Linked DNA regions of Homo sapiens: region 1 is linked to region 2. Evidence: chromatin contacts called from ENCODE Hi-C or POLR2A ChIA-PET data. All regions are on one chromosome and are shown on one strand. The core of a region is the stretch at or near the end of the contact, and the rest is flanking DNA. Distances in the headings are between cores, read along the strand shown.

Region 1 (3,402 bases), core at 370-2,869, 99 kb before region 2:
TTCGTTCCTTCTTCCCTTCCCTTCTCCTTTCTTTCTTTCTTTTTCTTTTTCTTTCTTTCTTTCTGAGATGGGGCCTCACTATATTGCCCAGGGTGGTTTTGAACTTCTGGGCTCAAGCAATCCTCCCGCCTCGGCCTCCCAAAGTGCTAGGATTACAGACGCGAACCACCACGCTGGGCCTCTTCAGTTCTTACTACTATTAGAATTTTTTAAAAATCACGTTTTGGACTTCAGATCAAAGCATTCTGATTTCATTTAGATGCCTACTTGCCAAGATCTTATTTTAAAGTCTCCCCCACATCCCTTCCTCCTTCCTCTCAAGCTCTTCATCTACTTACCATTTACCAGTTCATCCTCATGGAATAGAATGCTCCCACTTCCTGGTGCACTGTAGTTTGGGGCCTAATTGATTCTGGTAATTAATTTGTTCTACCTGCTAGATCAGATGGAAATCCTACCCATGCGCCCCAGGATTAGCACTTGGCTTTCTAACACCTCCTCTAATTATCTAATAGCATGGGTTGTGAGGACTCAGTCTCTATTAAAACACTTTTACTATTAGCAGTAGTGATTGGAATTGTGATGACGACTAGATTTCAACAAATTAGAGCTTAAAAATGGGGAGATGGGAGAGAAGTGGCTTCTTCTAATTTCCCTGAGTTTAACATCAATAATTAGAGCAATTTTCAGAGATGTGAGCTGAAATTACCCCTGCTGTGTTGTAGATGATCACCCTAATTTTAGCAAATTGACTCCAGGGAAATAAATGTGACAGATTAGAAAAAGACAAACAGAAAAAAACAAAAGATTGGGAGGGACGGAAATGAAAGGAAACAGGCTGGGAAAAGGAGTGGGAAACAAAAACCTAGTACAATTAATTCGGGGGGCTAGGGTTGAAAGAGTAACAGCAGAAATAGCAAGCCGCGTGAGTGAAATGAGGAGAAAGCAAAGATTTGAGGCGACATGGAGGATGGCACTAAGAGGTGACTCTGGACATATTTACACAGACCAAATAACTTGACTAATGTAGACATAACCCTCCTCCTGCCCACTGCCTATAACTGAGGTAAAGACTGTTGTGATGACCATCATCATTTTCTTTCTTTACCTTAATAATCCAGTCTTCCCTCAGCCATAAACTTAAGTAGAATCTAGCAATCTGAAGTATCAGATGCCCTTTCTCCTCACTTCCTCCCTTCTTTTTTTGCCACCAAAATTATGGAAACTCTTAAAACCCAGGCCTAAATGCCTGAATAAGTGCTTTATCCATTATTGCTTTGGGGCCCTTTTAGTGCCTTCTCCTCTGTAAAGAGGAGTTTGCCGGACAACAGAGACTTTTTCCTTTTGGCTTTCTTTTAAAAACGACTGGGAACAAAGCAGCCCCTGCAGTGACGGGGCAGAAATTGAGGTCGAGAAACCTGGTAGGAACAAGAACCCTGCGGGCTCTGTTGTTCCCAGGCTCGGCCGGTGGTGTTCAGCACCGCGGACAGCTCCCCGCCCCGCCCCGAGCCTCCCGCACCCTCCCCTCTGCCTCTGGCAGCCTCGTCATTGGCTCTCCCGGCCCCCCTCTCCAAGCTGCCAATTCTCCAACACAGAGACCCAACCTACCCAGGAGCTTGTCTTCTTGCCTCTCCAGCGCCCGGGGTAGCCCAGGCCCGGGAGAGAGCAGCGGAGATTCGAGCCTCGGAGGGTGGTTGCCGGCTTTCGAGCAGGCTTGGAGACTCTGCCTGCGTCCTCCACTTCGTCCCGGCCCTTGTCCTGTGGCAGGTGCTCCGCTCAAGATGAATCTCAACTTCACCTCTCCTCTACACCCGGCGTCTTCTCAGAGGCCCACATCCTTCTTCATCGAGGACATCCTGCTGCACAAGCCCAAGCCGCTGAGAGAGGTGGCCCCAGACCATTTCGCCAGCTCTCTGGCCTCTCGGGTGCCTCTGCTAGACTATGGCTACCCCCTCATGCCCACACCCACCCTCTTGGCTCCTCACGCCCATCACCCTCTGCATAAGGGAGACCACCATCATCCTTATTTCCTCACCACCTCGGGTAAGTAACAGGAACCTCAAGGTATGGGCAGTGAGAGAGCAGGGCTTCTAGCACAGACCCTAAGCCTGTGATGGAGTCAAGGAAAGGCCAGACTGGCTCGGCCTGGCTTGGTGGCCTCTTTCCCTAAGTGACAGTGGAAGGCTGAGGATATTGCTGAGGCCATGCAGAGCTCCCTAGAGGCATGCCAACCCACGGGGATAATTCGTGATTCCTCCGCACTCTTCATAGCGGAGGATAGGTGCCTGGTCAAGAGGCAGCGTATAGGGTTTGACGATACTCTTGGTAGGCAGTGCTCAGTGTCCCTGCTCGTGATCTTCCTGGCCACTTTGGTCCATCTCTCAATCCTGATTCTCCGCCTCTGCCCACTCAGAGGGAGACCCTTGACCATCCCACCCCATGGACACAACTTTTTCTGCACAGAAACTCAAAACACTCTGTCCAGGCCAGATCTCTTTTTTCCAGGCACTGAGCATTTGCAGATACCGCTGGGGGCATAGAAGTGAATGAAGGTTTGGGCTAGCCTGAATAAGACAGAAAGGGTGAGAAAAAAGGGGGGTAGGGGGAGATGCAGCTCTTTAACCCTCCGCATCCTCAACATCTAACATTTAACTCACAATCTTAGTCTGGGCTACCCTCCTCTGCCCCAGCTGCCAGCATTGCTGGAGCCGGGTGCTAAAGTATTTTGATTTCTCTGGTCTGACAAAAAGCAAGGGCTAGCAAAGTCTGTTTGGGACAGGAGGATGTGGGGAAATACTCCGATTTTTTTCTGTCTCCCTCTGAAAGGCCACATCCATGGTTTTTTCTCTGGCGTTTTCAATCTAGCCAGAATAGAATAATTCGTTGAGTCCAGACTCATAGCTCAGAGGCGGCAACAACCATGGTCGGTGGAGGGGCTGGGGGCAAGACAGGAGGCAGTTTGTGCGCGCTGGAATCCAGAACAAAGCTAAAAGTGTTTGTAAATCCAGGTCCGCATCTCTGCACTGGCTTCACCACCCGCCGGTGACAATCTATTCTCAGCTGCTCCGGTGGTCCTCCCATACAGCAGTGGCCAAAGCCCTAAGTACCCGCACTGGTTGTTGTTATGTTTGTTTATTTTCTCTGGGATTGGCCGATGTTGCTTGTGGCAGCTTCTCTCTGCTTGGTGCGTCTCAGACAGAGTCAAGCCTGCGAGGGTCAGGAAAGACAAGTCTCCCCGGACCCGGCCATGGAAAAACCCCTCAAACCCTTCTGCTTCGCTGGGCTTGGAGTGAGAGGGAAAGAATGAGAAAAAGAATGAGGACTATATTAGGTAGCTGGGTCCCTAGCGCGACCCCGAAACGGACGAGGAGACGTGAGAGGCGAGAAATGCTCCTCTGTTTC
Region 2 (3,221 bases), core at 437-2,936:
TTTCTGTGAGTCAGGTAACAGAAACCTTTACCATTAGAAATTGCTGTAAAATTTGTCTTAATGGCTTGCTCTTGTTCTTTTGGCAAATCCTAACTTTAATTAAATGACACAACCTTATTACTATTCCTAGGATTGCTTATAATGTTGACCTTGTTGCTAATGTTTGCAAGGAGCATCATCAAATCCTTGGAGGAAAGCACCTTAACAAACAACAGGCAAAAGGGAACGTTCATATGTAAATACACACGAAGTGAGTTTTCTATTGAACTCGAAGTCTGCCCTGTTGGTAGACTAACATATTATTCTCTAATATTACAGACTGGTTTGTTGTATTATTTTGTCTCTTATTTTTAAAATACATATTGCATTCTGCCTTATTATTTTAATTGTTGCTTTTTTAGGATGTGCCAAGAAAGCAGCAAATCTATCAAATACTAACACATTTTAAGTAAAAGAGATTGTTTAACACCGGTTTTACTGGAGGAGCTAAGGTCACTGAATTTGAGATCCTGAAGAGCAAGCTTAAGCGTTATAGTGCAACTTAGAATTACTCTTAAAATAATTCAGTCCCTTGAACTTCTCTTCTTAAATGAAATAGGCTAAGCTTTCTTGGAATGAATAAAAAATAAAACAGTAACCACAGAAGATAATTTTGCTGATGTTAGCAGATTCCTGAAGTTTGCTAAAGTATGCAAAGAGCAAAGCCAAACGCCACAAAAGCTGGGTTTTCTGTGGAGGCCTGATCTTACCAAAACATGGGGTGGAAGAAGGAACAGCTGACAGCTTGAATAAGTTAGAAAGTGGGCGTTTAAATTTCATGAATGTGGCTCCCTCCTCCCGTCCAGTGAAAAAAAAAAAAGGTTGTGCCGCTGAAATTTCTGACCAAGAGAGGTGACTAGTCTCCTGAATAAACAAGACAGCGATAGATCCGATGGCACCTAGGGACTAAGAAGCGGCCAGCTCCCCAGGGATCCCTGCAGTGGGTCTAGTCCACTAGCATGGGACAATCGAACTTTCTCCTGGAGGGGAAAAGGAACCCTGCTTGGGCTCACCAAGATGAATCGTAAAGAAAAAGGAACGAACCCTGGTTTGAAACAGGCCGGAAGCTGCCCAGGGGAGGCGTTCGGTTTTCTACCTTTGCTTGTTCCTGAGGAACAAGGCCTGTCACAAGGGGCGTTTGGAGGTCCAGGAAGTGACAAGTCGGCGGGCCTGGTGCCCGGGACCGGTCCTAATTGACCGGGAACAGGGCTGCTCTGGGTGCCCGGGCGCCGAAGCCTCGCATGGCGGCCCCCCAGCCCCTTGTCGCGGCCTCGCCCCCTTGTCGCTCCCCACTCCGTCCCGAAGGCTCCCGCGCCGGCTCCTCCCCAGCTTGCTTGGGTGGTTTCCTGCCGTCCCCATCCCCAGTAAGCCCTTCCCGTTTCCCTCCCCGGGCGCGCCGCCCACCCCAGATCCGGGAGGCCACCGCCCGTCACCTGCCCGGCGCTCCTCCGCGGCCGCGACCCGGACGGGCCCCGCATCCTCCCGCGCCGCCGCCGCCGCCGCCCGGGCCCCCGCCCGCCCCGGCGCTGCCCTGGAGACCGCAGACAACACAGACGCCGGCGCCACATGGGCGGGGCAGGACCCGACCTAGGATCCCGCGTCCCGAACCGCACCCCCGGCCCTGGCACGGAGGCTGCAAACGGCCGTAATAACGACATCGGGGCAGAGCCGGAGGAGCCCGAACGCCCCGGGAGAGGCTGCCTCGCCGCCCGGACTTCCCAGCGCCGGAGGGCAGAGGCCACCCGGGGGAGGAGATCTTTGCCACAAATAAAACTACTAAAATACGCGAGGAACTGCTACAAATCAAGAAGAAAAGGAACCCAATTAAATAATGGGTAAATGGAAAGGTATTTCACAAACACACGAGAAATCTAAATGGCCAATAAATATCTGTTTATTGAAATGATGCTTTAATTCATTAATAATCAGAAGAAGGCCAATTAAAACCACAGCGGATAATACCACACTCACCATAAGTTGAGTCGAAAAGTCCAAAGTTGAAACGTCTGGCAGCGTCAGGTGCTAGGGAGGACGTAGTGCAAAGAACCGTCACCTTCTGCGGGCGGACGTGAGAACCGATGCAACCAACCATTTTGGAAAATGGTTTGACATTAGCCAGGATATGTATGCCTTGGGATCCAGCAATTTCACTTTTAGGTATTTACCCTAAGAAGTGCGTGCTCCTGTGCATGCAAACTGGAAATAACTGAACTATCCATCAAAAGAATGGTTAATTAGATTATGCTATTGCCTATACTGGCATACTACATAGCACTGTAAATGAATGAAATACAACTATGTGTAACAATATGGAGGCATACTAAAAACACAATTTTGAACAACAACAAAAACCCAGAAAAAGTACATACTGTATGATTTTTGTATATAAAAAACAGGCTAAATTACACTCTACAGTGATTGTGGCTCCATACTTAGTGGAGGAAACTATGAAAAAAAGCAAAAAAGCAATTTTATGGGAAACACTACCCACTTAGTGATTCCCATCAAGTTAGGATTGTGGTCGGTTCTGGCAGGTAGGGAGAAGAATGTTTTTGAGACTGTATTTCCTGACCTTAATGATGGTTATATAGATGTTCATCTTGTAAAAATTCATTAAGCTGTACATTTATGTATGGGTAGAATATTTCACTATCAAAAAAGGTTTCAAAAAAGAATAAAGAAAGGAAGCATTAGGAATTATCTTCACATTAAAACAACAAGTAGATTTGAATAACTACCTTCAAAGATTGGTTTGAGGCCAGGTGCAGTGGCTCACCCTGTAATCCCAGCATTTTGGGAAACCGAGCTGGAGGATTGCTTGAGCCCAAGAGTTCAAGACCAGCCTGGGGAAAATGGCAAAACCTTGTCTCTACGAAAATTTTTAACAATTAGTTGAGCGTAGTGGCGCGTGCCTATAGTCCGAGCTACTTGGAAGGCTGAGGTGGGAGGATCACCTGAGCCCAGGAGGTTGAGGCTGAAGTCAGCCAATATTGTGCCACTGCACTCCAGCCTGGGTGAGAGTGAGACCTTGTCAAAAAAAAAAAAAAAAAAAAAAGAGAATTCTTCGGCCAGGCACAGTGGCTCATGCCTGTAATCCCAGCACTTTCGGAGGCCTAGGCGAGTGGATCACCTGAGGTCAGGAGTTCAAGACCAGCCTGGCCAACATGGCAAAACCCCGTCTC

What was found. A loop is a pair of places that touch in the nucleus more often than their neighbours do. ChIA-PET counts read pairs that join two places held with the same protein, here RNA polymerase II (POLR2A). Pooled maps may share reads with other maps.
Region 1: a map of endothelial cell of umbilical vein shows a loop between it and region 2 (2.2-fold over the local background). The contact joins the promoter of BSX here to the promoter of JHY in region 2. A Hi-C loop is called at or near these places in 1 of 168 maps with a recorded cell type or tissue (endothelial cell of umbilical vein), 5 of 37 single-sample maps with no recorded cell type and 9 of 50 pooled maps. POLR2A ChIA-PET finds 5 or more read pairs at or near these places in 3 of 52 experiments (B cell, WTC11 and activated CD4-positive, alpha-beta T cell).

The regions. Positions count from the first base shown.
Region 1 is chr11:122,980,051-122,983,452 of GRCh38, reverse strand. It overlaps BSX (brain specific homeobox), which reads left to right and starts at 1,619. Exons shown (of 3, transcript NM_001098169.2): 1 at 1,619-2,043. The coding sequence starts at 1,782. RefSeq lists an enhancer at 1,811-2,313.
Region 2 is chr11:122,881,224-122,884,444 of GRCh38, reverse strand. It overlaps JHY (junctional cadherin complex regulator), which reads right to left and starts at 1,686. Exons shown (of 9, transcript NM_024806.4): 1 at 1,473-1,686. RefSeq lists a silencer at 1,208-1,567.